Regions from separate parts of the Homo sapiens genome. Here regions 1 and 3 are each linked to region 2. Evidence: chromatin loops called from intact Hi-C (ENCODE). Cell type or tissue: chondrocyte. All regions are shown on one strand.

Region 1 (5,000 bases), 210 kb after region 2:
ACAAATCAATAAACATGATTCATCATCTAAACAAAACTAAAGACAAAAACCACATGATCATCTCAATAGATGCTGGAAAGGGTTTTGATAAAATTCAACATCTCTCCATGTTAAAAACTCTCAACAAACTAGGTACAGAAGGAACATATCTCAAAATAATAAGAGCTGTCTGTGACAAAACCACAGCTAACATCACACTGAATGGGCTAAAGCTGGAAGCATTCTCCTTGAAAATTGGCACAAGACAAGGATGCCCTCCCTCACCATTCCTATTCAACATAGTATTGGAAGTCCTGGCCAGAGCAATCAGGCAAGACAAGGAAAGCCCATCCATATAGGAAGAGAGGAAGTCAAACTATCCCTGTTTGCAGACGATATGAGCCTGTATGTAGAATACCCCATAATCTCTGCCCAAAAGCTCCTTGAGTTTATAAACAACTTCAGCAAAGTTTTGGGATGCAAAATCAATGTAAAAAAATCACTAGCATTCCTACACACTAACAGTTAAGCAGAGAGCCAAATCAGGAATGCAATCCCATTCCCAACTGCCAATACCTAGGAATACAGTTAACCAGGAAGGTGAAAGATCTCTAAAATAAGAATTACAAAACACTGATCAAATAAATCAGAGATGACACAAACAAATAGAAAAACATTTCATGCTTATGGATCAGAAGAATCAATATCATTAAAATGGCCATACTATCCAAAGCAACTTACAGGTTCAGTGGTACTCTTATCAAACTACCAATGACATTCTTCACAGAACTAGAAAAAATATTTTTAAATTCATATAGAACCAAAAAAAGAGCCAGAATAGCCAAGGCAAATGTCCAGAATGGCAACTAATAAAAAAGAACAAATCAGAGGCATCACGCTACCTGACTTCAATCTGTACTACAGGGCTACGGTAACTAAAGCTGCATGGTACAGGTACAAACACAGACACACAGACCAATGGAACAGAATAGAAAGCATAGAAATAAGTCGGCAATGGACATAGATTTCATGACAAAGACGCCAAAACAATTGCAACAAAAGCAAAAATTGATAAATGGGATCTAGTTAAACTAAAGAGCTTCTGCACAGCAAAAGAAACTATCAACTGAGTAAACAGTCAATCTACAGAGTGGAAGAAAATATCTGCAAACTACGCATCTGACAAGTCTAATGTCCAGCATCAATAGGGAAATTAAATTTACAAGAAAAAAATCAACCCCATTAGAAAGCGGGCAAAGAACAAGAACAGACACTTTTCAAAAGAAGACACAGAAGGCTAACAAGCATATGAAAAAAGCTCAATATCACTGATCATTAGAGAAATGCAAATCAAAACAACGATGAGATAGAATCTCACACCAGTCAGAATGGCTATTATCAAAAATAAAAAATAACAGATGCTGGAGAGGTTGTCGAGAAAAGGGAATGCTTATACACTGTTGGTGGGAGTGTAAATTAGTTCAACCATTATGGAAAGCAGTTGGCAATTCCTTGAAAAGCTGAAAACAGAACTACCAATTGATCCAGCTATCCCATTACTGGGAATATATCCAAAGGAATAGAAATCATTCTGTCATAAAGATCCACATGCATAAGTATGTTCATTGCAGCACTATTCACAATAGCAAAGACATGGAATCAACCTAAATGCCCATCACTGGTAGACTGGATAAAGAAAATGTTGTACATATACACCATGGAATACTCTGAAGCCATAAAAATGAAGGAGATCATGTCCTCTGCAGGGACATAAATGGAGCTGGAAGCCATTATCCTTAGCAAACTAATGTGGGAACAAAAACCAAATATCACATGTTCTCACTTATAAGTGGCAGCTAAATGATGAGAACCCATGGACACAAAGAATGGAACAAGAGACACTGGGACATACCAGAGGGTGCAGGATCAGAGGAGTGAGATGAACAGAAAAAAGATTACTATTGGGTAGTAGGCTTAGTACCTGGGTAATGAAATAATCTGTACAACAAACTCCCATGGCACAATTTTCCCCATATAACAAACCTGCACATGGACTCTGAACCTAAAATAAAAGCGTTTAAAAATTTTAAAAAAGGAAATAATATAGTCAGAAAAGACCATGTATTATACTAGTCTATTTATGTGAAACGTCCAGAGGGGCAACTTTTTAGAGACAGAAAGTAGATGAGTGATTGTTTACAGTGGAGGCAGGGGAGGTTGTTGATTGTTGTGAGGCAATTGTGGAGTGATAGCTAAAGGGTACAAGGTTTTCTTTTCGGGTAATTAGAATTTGCTGAAACTGATTGTGGTAACAGTTGCACAATTCTGTGAATATACTAAAACAATTGAATTGTACACATTAAATGGCTACATTTTATGGTATATGAACTTTATCACAATAAAACTGTTACGAAAAAAGTTTCCAATGTAACAAAATGATAATCAGCCTTCAGCTGAAATTCTATCAACTTCAAACAATATTTTATTCAACAAACTTAGATTTAGACAGTTTTAAAAAATACCTTGTACAAAGATTGTGTGTGCAAATAGTAGTTTGGTGAGAACAAATGCTATTCTCAAATTGCCTATTTAGGTGCCAGGGAATTTGACCAAAAAAATCACAACTCCAGAATTACACTGATAAACAGCAGACTTTCACATGAATGCCTTCTGCCCCTTCTAAGTTTTTTTTTTTGTTTCATTGTGAAAGGCCTAACTGTCTGGAATTTCACTTATGGTGTGACGCAAATAGGATTTCTTAAAGACAGGAAGGTTCAATAGCAGAAAGATGATTAGTCAGTGGAGAGGAATTTCTAACATCCTGGTTGACTTTTAGCAGAGTCTACTCACTTTCTTTTCTCTTTCAGTGTTACTATGGGGATCATGGAACTATAACCACATGTGATTTAGACAGGAAGTGTCTTAAACTTTATTAGAAACAAAAGAGCAGAGGGCAGCAGCACCAAGTGGTGAGCAGGACTGGACCCCAGAGCCGGAGGTCCATTCTTGGCCCTGTCAAGGGTCACTGGGTGAGGCTGGTGACTTGTTTATGTCTCTCAGGCTGACTTTCCTGTTTGTTATACATTTTCAGAGCAGATCCTGGGAAAATATGTATCAGCTTATTGACTTTAAGTGTTTTTAGAAAACTCTCTACAATAGAGTTCTCACTTTAATTAAAAAAATTAAAAACAACACTATAGTATGACACTCCATTATCAAGTAAGTTTAAATAGGGGAGATAGAAAAACATTGTTACTGGCTACATCTGAACGGTCTAGAGGTAAATAGTTATTCTAAAAATAAATGTATTTTAGGTGTAATCTTTTATGTTGTTTAAGGAGATTATACTAGGGACTGATGAGAAAATTTCTGAATAGTTACCTGTAGATCCCACTTCATGTGAAATTGAATACTTTGGTCCATATGACAAACTAATGGCTGAGGGAAATGCCATTACGAAAAACCGTGTATGTGCACATTCACATGTGTGTATGCATGTTTGTAATGTGCTCATAACTTAGACATAGTATTTGTAAGAATTCAGCTATTGCAACAGGACAAGAGACACAATTAGCAACATTATCCAGTAGTCTAAGTGTCTTTTGTATAAGCTATTCAGAATTTTAAATGTTAAGGTAATTTAAAAAATAAGATGTCTAGTTTGCTAGTAAACTTAGCATTCATGTTGGCCATTTGTGAAACATTATTTTAAGTGATTATTTAAATCCTTTAAATTGTAATGTATGATTGTCTAGACTTCACCCTTGTAAGACCGGGTATGACGCTGTTAGACAGTGGCATTCTGAGATATTCCTTCTGAGTACAGAGTGAATACTTTCTGACAAAATGGATTTAAAATATTCCTTACACTGGTACAACTCAAAGAAGAGCTCAGATTCAACAAGAAGCAGGAAACCTTGGTTCCTCATTCCCACTCCATCTGTCTTCCTCACATCCAGTCATTTTTCCTCATACAGGAAAAATGTGTGTGACACAGATTCCATGTGTGTATTTTGTGAATATATACAGAGCATTAATGATGGAGAGTAAGAGAGCTGCAGCATCATACTGACTGTTCTTGGGTTAGGGGAAAAGAAGCTGAACTCATGTTACAGGTTGGTCATAGGATCCGAGTCCAGCTCAGCTCAACTGTGACTCACAGAGAGGAGTCTGTTCCATCAGCTCCATGCTGAAAGAGGCAGTCACAGTCAGTGGTAAGCTGGTTCAGCAGAGCCAATGTCCCTTATGGTTCATTGTCTATAAAGTCCCTGTTAGAGGATTCCTATTCTAGCAAGTGGAGTTAGCAATATCACAGCAAATTCTTACCCTGCCTTCAAAAATTCTAAGTCTGTGAGCACAGATGTTGTGTAGAACTTTTATCGAATTAGGAATTGTAGCATTTATTATTATATATATTTTTGAGACAGAGTCTCACTCTGTCACCCAGGCTGGAGTGCAACTGCACGATCTCAGGTTACTGCAACCTCCGCCTCCTGGATTCAAGTGATGCTCTTTCCTCAGCCTCCCCAGTAGCTGGGGTTACAGGCATAAGCCACTATGCCTGGCTCATTTTTCTATTTTTAGTAGAGACGGGGTTTCACCACATTGGCCAGGCTGGTTTGGAACTCCTGACCTCAAGTGATCTGCCTGCCTCAGCCTCCCAAAGTGCTGGGATTACAGGCATGAGCTACCATGCCTGGCCTGTAGAATATATCATAAAATGTTAAATGAGGAGGGGTGGAAGGTGTATTCTGAAAAGTCTGACATTTCCTAGGAAAATATGTATTTTTCATGTTAAATCCCATATTACTCCATACTATCTGGACTAATTATATCAGGAATGCTCTATTTGTTTAGGTAAATTCAAGACAGAATGGTTGATTAATTCCAAGGGCTAAGTAGCATAAATAAACCAATTTAGGAGCCAACTGGAAATGATGTTGGGGCAAGAACTATACCTGCATTTAAGGTGAACTAATGTAAATTGATGTGCTTTGGAACTTGTAGCACATTTGCTTAAG
Region 2 (5,000 bases):
GAATTGAATTACCTAATTAAGGACCAATTATATTTTTTTAAGAATATTTTAATGACCTAGAAATTATGCAGGTCAAAAGTATGGCAGGGATCAGCAGGGTGATTTGTTTGCAATATTAATATGTAAATGTATTTTGAATTAAATTATTAATTATTTACTATTTTATAACTGTTGTGAAATATTAATGTGTCTGAAGGATATTTTGAATGCTTAGCAATTAAGCTGGTAAAGTGCACAGATGAATCGCTGAATGTAAGACTAGTAGATTGATGAGGAAATAATTTATGATTTTGATCATTTTTAATACCTAAATATCGAAAAAAGGTAAAATTTAGGAAAGTATGTTACCTTAAAATTCTATATTGAATTTGTTTTTTATGAAACATTGAAGCTGACTTACTTTTTTATAAAACATTGAAGTTACCTAGTACTTCATTGAGTTTGTACCATTCTTAATATCCTTTTTCAAAAGGTCTAATTTGCACATTATTAACTATGAAAATGGATTAATTCAGACATCTGAATTTTGCTTTAAATTAGTTCACTTAAATTAGGTAAGATCATTTTACCAATATGTATCATTTTTGTCTCGGAGAAAGAGTTTTGTATAAATGGAAAAACCGGATTAAAGATCTTGAAAAATAATAGAAAAAATAAACAAAAGTACTATCCCCCCTTTTGCCATAATTGTTATAAGTCCTTAAAGAGTGAATTCTTCTCCTACGGTACAAAAATTATAGGTTAATACAGGATACAAGTGTGGCCAAGCTTGCAGTAGGATGAATCACCCCAAAAATTGCTTTAATTAGGTGGCCAAGAAGTGCGTTATTTGAAGTGAGAACATCTGTTGCAACAGTCACAATTTAGGAGGGTGGACCACATCCAGCACTGACATTTAAGGGCAATTTACGAGAATTACTGTTAAATTACAAGAATGATATGTTTACTTCATTGTGTCCATCAGTAGGAAGAATAATTATGCCTGACTTGATTAACGGAAGTCCTTATGATTTTGGAAATTTGCCTTTTAATTACTCAGACATGGACCATTTTGAAGAATGTGTGTTTGATAACATTTATTCCAGACTGTGGTTGGCTGTTGATCAGAAGGTAAGTTGCCTTTGTACCTTCAAATTTCCCTAAGTCTGCCTTCATTTTATTCTCTAGGAGCCGACTCTTTCCTCCCACTCTCAAGATCTCATTAAAAATATGAACTCGGTAATGTGAATTTGTTCACTGCAATTACTCCTTAGTATCCACAGTATGTATACTAAAAGTGAATGAAGGGGGAAGAGACACACAGACACACAGACACACACACACACACACACACACACACAAGCACACAAATGCATTAGAAATTATGCAGTGGTAGACACCGTGCTGTGTGGGTGGAACAACTTTTTGGAGTACTGGGTGTGGTCAGACAATACCATCCCCCATCTAGTCAATATCTTTGTCTAGCACTTTGGCAGCCATTTTCAAGATGAAAACGGACTGATCTTCTTCATTCTCTGTTGACATGAAAGTCTGGCCATGGAACCTAGAGCTGGAAAGTGGCCTTGGGGTCCCTTTAATCTCTGTCTCACATTTTAGAAAAGGCCGTTTGACTTGCCCAAAGTCACGCAGCAAATTGGTGTCAGACTCATGGGAAAAACCCCGGTCTCTTGAGTCTCATCTCAATGTTGATATTTCTCAACTTGCTGCGTTCATAATGTTTGCTTATCACTGGGAACATGTCAAAGGGGTAATTCTCAGGCTCAAACAAAATTTAGAGCAGATTTGAGTTAAAAAATGTTACCATTTCCATGACTAGAAAGTGAATTGAGACACTTATATTACTTTTCAGAATGTACCCACTCCAAGTAGCATCCATTCTTCTTTCCAGGGTTCACTGACTAGCCACTGGGAAAGGCTCCAACCAGAAATGCTGATCATTAATCTGTATAAATCCGTAGAAGCTTTAATTGGGATTCCATCTGCTTAAGGCCCTGTCCCCTGTACTTTCATTTTCCTTCCTCCAGAGGGCGCCTTATAACCATCATCATATCAGCATCGTCATCCTCCTCCTCCGGACAAGCCTTACAATGCCCAGAAGATAAAAGCTCTTAGGAGGTGAGTTTTACATTACTCAGTTGAAGGGCTTTCTAACGCAGGCCTCAAGTTTTACAAGGTGGACATCAGTGCGGTTATGGGGCCTGTGGGGTGCAGGCCCTTGACTTCCTCCACCACATTGGTCGTTAATATCTCATCCTTAGGGAAAAAGACCTTCCGCTCCCTTTGGGGGTTACTAAGCTGAGGAGCCAGACCGAGTTAACTGTCTCACTCTGAACTTAGAGGAAAAGTTCCCTAACTTTTGGCAAGGCTTTTATGTTTTCATTTTTTAAAGTAATTTCCATGTTTCTTATCAATTCCGGCGTTTTCCCACATGCCTGAGAGTCTGCCCTCCAAGTGTACCTGGAATTCAGGTTACAGGTTTTCCTTTTCAGGGCAGGGTGCCCTCCCATCTAACCTCTCTACCCAGTCTCCCCCAAACAAGCTGAAGGCACTTACATTGGCATGTTGCTAGGCATAAGGTTACTGCAAGCAGCAACAAAGTCCGCGTATCCACAAAGCTGAGCATGTCTAGCACTTAGACATGCAGACTCCTTGTGTCGCAGAGCCCCTGGGTCACCGGCGGAGGTATCACCTGGCGGGCGCGGGCATGCAGTCGTGGCCAGTACCTCCAACTTAGCCGAAACCTCCTGCTGCCGTGGTGCTAAAATAATAAAGCCCGGATCTGCCCTATTTATACGGCAAAAGTTTCCCTGGCCCTAGGGTGCCTCCAAAAGGGCCTCCACCAATGGGAGGGCTGGGGCTGGGGGCCCGGGCAGCCACAGCTGGGAGGAGCCTGCGGGGGCGCAGAGGAGGGAGCGAATGGGGGAAGGGACGTGGCCACGGGGCTGGCTTCTTAAATTGGTTCCATTCTTTTTGAGGACGTGGACACTTTTGAGGCTTTCAAGGGGAAACTCTGACTCGTTGTCTGCATACCTCCGCCCTCCGCATCCTCCCGCCCTCCCCCGCCCTTTCCAAGTTTGGAAACACTATGGGACACGTCGGAGTGCTCTGCAGCCCCGACATGGGCAGAATTTGCAGATCTCCGGCGATCAAAGCAGGAGCTGTCCAGTCCCGCCTCACCTGTGCCCTGTAGGCCACTTGTAGGGTGGAGGGCTCCAGCGGGAGCGGAGGGGGCAGAGAAGGAGGGAGGGAAGACTCGATAGCGTGGCGCAGCCGGAGCCCGCCTCCCCGCCCCTCCACCCCTGCACCCCGCCCCCAGCCCCGTCCAGCTTTTCTCTAGCTTTGGGGCTCGTGTGCGCCCACTGTTTCAGCAGTGATGCACTCTCTTTGTCTTATGACTTCGGGAAAGGGCGGGTCCTGTCTGTGGAGGGCTGGGTTGCAGTCGGAGGGCGCCTTTTGTTGGCAGGTGGGCTGGGGAGCAGGCTCGAGGCTGCTTGGCACCCGGCTACAGGGAGGATAGGCTTTGCGAACTCTAGACTAGACCGAGTCACCTGGGGAAGTCCTTCGACCTCCTAGCTTGCCTTTGCTGAGGCTCATTCCAAAGAGGGTCTTTTGGGGGATGGTCTGGCACTCCGACACGACTCCAACCGACCTGGAGACCGAGAACTTATTTCTCAGTCTCTCCTTTCTGAGGCTGCGGTGGGGGATCTTTCATGGTTTCCAGTCTCCCCTCCCCTTCTCCATGGGCTCCTTGTCTGGATTTACCAGTTCTACCCTGAGCCTGGACCCTTCAACCCTCCCGTGAGCCCCCCGGTCCCTCTTGACCTTGCTGCTTACTCTCTGTCCCATCTCTTACAGCCACACCCAAGCACCTCCCCTAGCACATCCAGAGGCCCTTCTGATTCGAGCTTGGGGTCTTCGTAGTCTTCGCTGGTAACACCCCAAGCAGTGCGCCCACCAACGTGGATGTTAACTCTCTCCCCAGCACCCAACTTCCCTCTTCTCTGGCCGCCTCCATCCAACCCTCCACTCCCTACTAGGGAGAGGAGGAACTGGTACTTTGACCCTGAGGTGGGAGGCCAAAGGTCCTGTGCCTTTTTCTAAAGCCTCTTGGGATGGCATTCCAGGCCCTAGGTTTGAAAGGCTGTGTGTGTGTGTGTGCGCGCGCGCGCGTGTGCGTGTGTGTGTGTGTGTGTGTGTGTGTGTCAGGCCTCTCCTCTACTTGCCTAAGGTCCCCATGAGGCAGCGGGGGCCTAGTTAGAGTGCTGCTCTATCCCAGAAGTCATCGCAAAGGGGGCATCTTTAGGTCAGTTCTGTCTCTAAGAAACAGAAGCAAGTGGGCTGTAGTTCCCTGAGAATCTTTTTCCCTTCCTTCCCCCCACCCCCTCCCCGCTTTTTTTGCTTTGCCTTAAGGAAGAATTTCTGCAGAAGTTAACTCCATCAGCAGCTTCTGTAAATAAAAGGGACTATTCTAAAGCAGGTTACTCTTTCTAAATGTAAAAGAAGAAAAAAAGGTTAATGCAAGTAAAAGTGGATAACCAAAAACTATAATAAACTCTTGTTTTATTCTAATTAAAGGCACTCACTTGGGAGACCACTTTGGATGATTTTTTGAAGTAACTGGGAGTGAAAGAATTTGAAAGGGTTACTGGTCATTCCTAGAAGGGGGTTTACAGGGAGCAATCCACATTCAAATTTTTTTCTAACTAGGCAACAATGTTTGAAGTTTTCTAGGTTCTAGGAACAACAACAACAAAAGACCTGAGGTTGAATTGTATATTCCAAGAACATTTTTAACATTTCCCTGAAATATCACCGTTACAGAACTAACAAAAAACTTTTAAAGTGGAAATCATTTTTATCAGGAAAGAAAAACTTCAATACTACATCATAACAAATTTTTTTCTGCATATCAGAAGAGTGAGAAATGATTTCTAAGAATCATTGTTACCACTGTGCTGAATTACCTTTGCAGGGCATATGTGTGTATTTGTCCTGTGTTG
Region 3 (5,000 bases), 94 kb after region 2:
AGGCCTGACATTTTGCTTTGTTTACACTGTATATTTGTATATGCTAAGGGAAACTTCATCTGCTAAATGATGTTAGCAGATGATTGGGAATAAACATTTAAAATGTTTGCTCCGGTGCTTTCCGTCTTGCTTATTTTGGAGGTGGGGGATGGTGCATTTTAAAACATGGGGCCATACTAGATATAGTTGGGGGATATGGTAATAAAAAGGACAGGAAACTGTCCCCACTAAGGGACATAAGAAATACAAGCAGTCACAATGGAGGTCAGACATTGGCAAGGCCATCTATATAAGAAAATTCAGATGAAGGAACTTATGCAGATGTCATTATTTGCTAGCTTTTAGAGAATGAGTAGGGTGGGGGAGTAGGGAGTCATTTCAGAAAGAGGAACATAGCATGAGAGAAGTTATGGGAAGTAAATAGATGGATTTAGCTGGCTCCAAGTTCATAAGAACGTTTAAGTATGAGAAAAAAACAAACACAAACAAGAAAGGTTGTAACCAGATCACTAAATGCTGACTTCCAGGTTAAAGAGTTGGTTGGAGAAAGCAAACCCTTGGAAATATCCTCAGGAGGGAAAGGAAATCAATAGTACATTGCAATGGCTTCTGAATCTTTTCATATTATCTAATACTTTCATCTGTGGGTAAATTTGTTGCAAGGTTCACAAGATTAACTGAAGAAGTTTACACTGTTATAAAAAAACTAGAAAGTTGTTAAAAGTTACTTCTTAGATTGCGTCTTTTAATTAAGAATAAATTATTAGCAGATCTTTGTTGTCTTAGTGTTTCAACCTTAAAATAGGTAACAGAACATGAACCAAGTAAATATCAATGTCAGTTTACAAGTTTGTATTGCACTAAACTGTTATGAAGCAAAACAACTAAACTTTAATTTCTGCTTTCAGGAAAACTTTTTACTTATGTAACTAATCTATCAATTCATGTCATACTAGATTTGGGGTACAAATTAAGGTTATGCTTCACTTAGTTTTCATTAACACCGTTTCTTTGTATTTAAACAGGCTACTCCTTTTTTTCCATTTCTTTCTGATACATTATGCATATTTAAACAAACAGAACAGAAACATTTAGAAATAAAAGTATGTGATGGTTTTCCCACACCAGTGTAAGCATAGGATGGTGGATTCCATTGAAAAGTCTGAGTTTTTGGGCTTGGGTGGATGAGGGATTGGGAAGACGGATCAACTCCTCAGAGCTAGAGTTCTTTTCAAGTGTGGCAGTCAGGGACACAGACTCCTCCTCCTCCTTTTCAATGGCCCAGTTTTAGAGTTGGGTTGCTACTGCTGTCTGTAACTGTTATCTAAGAAGTTTCAAAGGTATCTACATTTAGTTTTGTTGGCTTTTTGAACATTTCTTTAAAACTTGTCCTTGGGAAAGTTAGCAAGTTTGGAAGCTGCCCAAAAATCTGGAACTGGGGGAGGGAGAAGGAACTTTGTTTTGATTGTTCTTTTACTTCATTGTCTGGCTCTCCCTCCACGCCCCCTATCTCTGTCCCTCTTCCCCATTCCTCCCTCTCTTCCTCTGCTTCCTCCTCCTCCTTCTCCTTCTCCTCCTCCTCCCTCTCTCTCTCTCTCTCTCTCTCTCTCTCTCTCTCACACACACACACACACACACACACACACACACACACATTTTTGGAGGAGAGCTGCAGTTCCTCACACAATTTCCCTTCTCATCCGTCTTGAAACATTTCGTTTTCCCCAAACCTGAGACAACAATACGATGATGTATAGTATGGATGTGTGTGCATGCACGTGTGTATGTGTGTGTGTGTTTGGTCTGTGCTGTGGAAGGACTGAAAAGAGAGTTGACTGGGGCTTCTCCTCCAGGCCTCAATCTGGCATTAGTCCATTTCTCTCTTTTCCCTAGGTGGTCTTAGATGATGGGGGGAGGAAAAAGTTTTGCTGTGTCATGAATTACGCTTTTAATTTCCACAGGCTTTAGAACATTCTGGCCCTCTCAGTGAAAAACACTTGTGGCCTCAGAGCTTGGAGGTTGGAAGTGGGGGAAATATTCCCTTCAGGCCCTGTGATGACTTTTCACAGTGGAAGGCTGCAGGGCTCTCACAGGGGGAGATTCCATTTGTCTGAGCCTGCAGAGTGTGAGTCACTGCCCAGGGAGGGCAGAGTTCAGCCCGAGGAGCTAGTGAGCCCCTGCTGCCTTAAAGGCACAATGCAGGGATACCGCTGAAGGGAGGGGAAAGTGCTAGCCACCAAGCGACTGGGCTAGTCCTCAGTAATTTCTAGCTGCATTATTTATGTGGGGGTCATTAGGAAACCTAAATTTCAGTGAAAAGTCAATCGTTTACTCAAATTTCCCTGTACAGAACAGAGAAACACATACTGGATTTTACAAGCCTTTGTGAAATTGAGGTCACCTGCATCATCCACATGGAGAACAAGAATATTTATTGTGTGATTAAAGTTCTGATCCATAGGGGGAGGAAAATCATTTGCATGTCACAATTTTTTCCGCCTCCTTAATTTTCAACCCACTCACCTCATAAATTAACAACAGGTAGCATCAATCTCTCTTCAAAATATGTAAGACACTTGTAACCTTGATGGGGCAGGGGGGCTCTTCGGGTTTCACCAGCTGGTGAGAACAGGTGTTGTCATTAACTTGAACACCCACATCTTGAAGTCCAAGACTCTGCTTGCCTGGCTGCAGGAAGTCCAATGTGTTAGAGAATCCTACTCTAGATGCATTTCCAGGGAGTGTGTACGTATACTTATAAATCCTTTCTTGTCCTTTCTTGCTGAGATGACCCCTAAGTTACCCAGCAGCCTAGGGCCTTGACAGACCCAGAAATGCCTTTTGCACTTGCCATTCTGACTGCATGCATCCTGGGCATTGCTACCAGGATTTGGACATACTGCCACTGCCATGATTCGCGTTGGAGGAGCTAGAACTCAGGGACACTCCCACACAGGAACTATTATACTGTCACTAACCTGCGGCCACTCCTCGGAAGCGGAAAGATGCCAGTTATTTCTGTGATCTGTTCAGTTTATGGGTGGGGGTGGGACAGATTATTTTCCCCTGTACTTGACAGGTTTTAGATATGTATGAAGAAGTAACTTATATTTAACATTTTTATTGGAGAAACTTTGATGTGTACTTCAATTTACTAGCTATCACCTTTAAAACTCTTTGACATGCAGAAATTTTCTGGTTGATTTTTCATTGTCTTTTGAAGGTTGACTCATTTAGAAATGACGTGACATTTGCATTTGAAATCAGTACTGTATTTATTTCATTGTTCCGAGCCTTTCCAAATAAATCTGTGTGTTTTTTTCGTAGGATAATTGTGAGAAAAATAATAATGTAACAACCGTTTAGGACTCTGTGGGTTATTCATAGTTCACAACGCTTCCAACTTCAATCTTCACAAACTTTGTTTGGAATAGCAAAATGACCATGTTCCACAAAAGGAAATATTGTACTCCAGTACCATGGCCGGAACAAGATTAATAATAGTAACAGTAAAAAAATTAAGAACAAGCAACATAATTTTGCCAATGTTTCTTCATTCCTAATATCTTTAATAAAGAAAAATAATAAAACTGATCTTAAATGTGGAGAAATTAAAAGCTTCATCATGAAGATAAATGCATGGAGGGCAGGAAGGGCTGAGACTGGTTGAAGTTCTTTAAGTTGTGGTTTAAGATTAACATAAGGACACATACTACACTACAATTTTTAAAAAGCTGCTATGAGTAATAATATTCTTGATATATAGCATGGACACTGTATCCAAGATATTTTCTATTATCCTTATACTTGATACCCACTTAGATTGCTATATGTAGAATTTAGACTACCATTGATCAAAGAGAGAAAAGTTGGAAATAAAAACTGCAATGCCATTCAAAGTCCCAAATCGCAGCCACTGTAATTTATCTAAACTCAAAATATAGGAAGGAAAGACTGTCATATAGTGAACTTTTATTGACTGCCTACTGTTTGTCACACACTTTTCTGTTTCTTTACCTGAATTTAGTCACTTATACATCCCAACAGCTCCTTGAGGTAATGGACAGTGAAACGGGCCCAGCAAGTTTAAGAAGTTTGCCCCAAACCCGGAGCTAGATGGTGGAGGGCTGGGATACAGATCACAGCTGTCTCGTTTGGGAGCTTGCATTCTGAATCACCATGGATGCCTTTTGGATGTGAAATGTGCCTGAATGATGAAAGCTGAGCAGAGAAAAGAACTGAAGGTCATAATAATCTCCTAACAGAGAAAGCATGTCTTAGAGAACCAAAGACTTTGTACTGCAAACATCTTGTTTTACAGGTGGAGAAACTGTAGCCAAAGCAGCTCAGATGAGTTTGTGAAGGTTACTTACAGCTTGCTAATGGCAGAAGGAAGACTGGAGATGAAGTGGATTTTCCTGACATTCATTAATTCCACCAACATTTATTGTCCCAAGCACTTTTTTAGGTATTAAAGAGAAAGAACAAGACAGATCAGGTCCCTGCTGGTAGGAATATTACACCATGACCAGAACAGTGATTTGACATTTGAATAGACAACTAAGTGGAACACCCACACTAAAGTATTAGAAAGTGGGATGGGCTATGGGCAGGGGAAGGGGAGAGGCTTTATATACATTCTACTCCATTTTATAGATGAATTCACTAATGTTCAGTGGCATTAAATAACATGTCTAATTCATAAATGTTAGACACAAGATTCAAACCTTCACAGTAGAGAGAGAGAGAGAGAGAGAGAGGAGTAAGAGAATAAGAAGGACATCACAACCTCCTGGTTAGGGAGTAGCTCTTAACATGAATCAATAAATCTGGTTGGAGCAAGGTGTCTAGTTAGATTGTCAGATTTCCGGGAACCAGAGATACCCGTTTTTTGGCAGAACCTAGACAGCCAGAAGAAGCCTCCTACCTTGTTCTTCATGCTTAATTTCTTTAGAAAGTCAAACTCATGGATGAGCATTTGGCTCAAGTTCTTCAGCTCC

What was found. A loop is a pair of places that touch in the nucleus more often than their neighbours do. Peaks named below come from ENCODE experiments on the same cell type or tissue, not always from the same donor. Only the 100,000 strongest peaks of a DNase experiment are listed, where the experiment ranks them.
Region 1: it touches region 2 in a loop (6-fold over the local background); 3 of 110 quality-filtered maps call a loop at or near these places.
Region 3: it touches region 2 in a loop (4-fold over the local background); 70 of 110 quality-filtered maps call a loop at or near these places.

Annotation. Positions count from the first base shown.
Region 1 is chr7:94,181,362-94,186,361 of GRCh38, reverse strand. No RefSeq gene overlaps it. Among named protein-coding and RNA genes, the nearest start is that of BET1, 180 kb to the right of the region's middle. In chondrocyte, a CTCF peak has its summit at 2,964; no DNase peak of the experiment used is centred here.
Region 2 is chr7:94,392,655-94,397,654 of GRCh38, reverse strand. It overlaps COL1A2 (collagen type I alpha 2 chain), which reads right to left and starts at 2,760. Exons shown (of 52, transcript NM_000089.4): 1 at 2,554-2,760. The coding sequence starts at 2,623. In chondrocyte, CTCF peaks have their summits at 1,793 and 2,016 (motif pointing right); DNase peaks (open chromatin) are centred at 2,804, 3,154, 3,444, 3,914 and 1 weaker place.
Region 3 is chr7:94,298,317-94,303,316 of GRCh38, reverse strand. All of the region lies in intron 2 of LOC112267858 (a long non-coding RNA gene), which reads left to right. Among named protein-coding and RNA genes, the nearest start is that of COL1A2-AS1, 91 kb to the left of the region's middle. RefSeq lists an enhancer at 1,862-3,061. In chondrocyte, a CTCF peak has its summit at 2,267; a DNase peak (open chromatin) is centred at 2,126.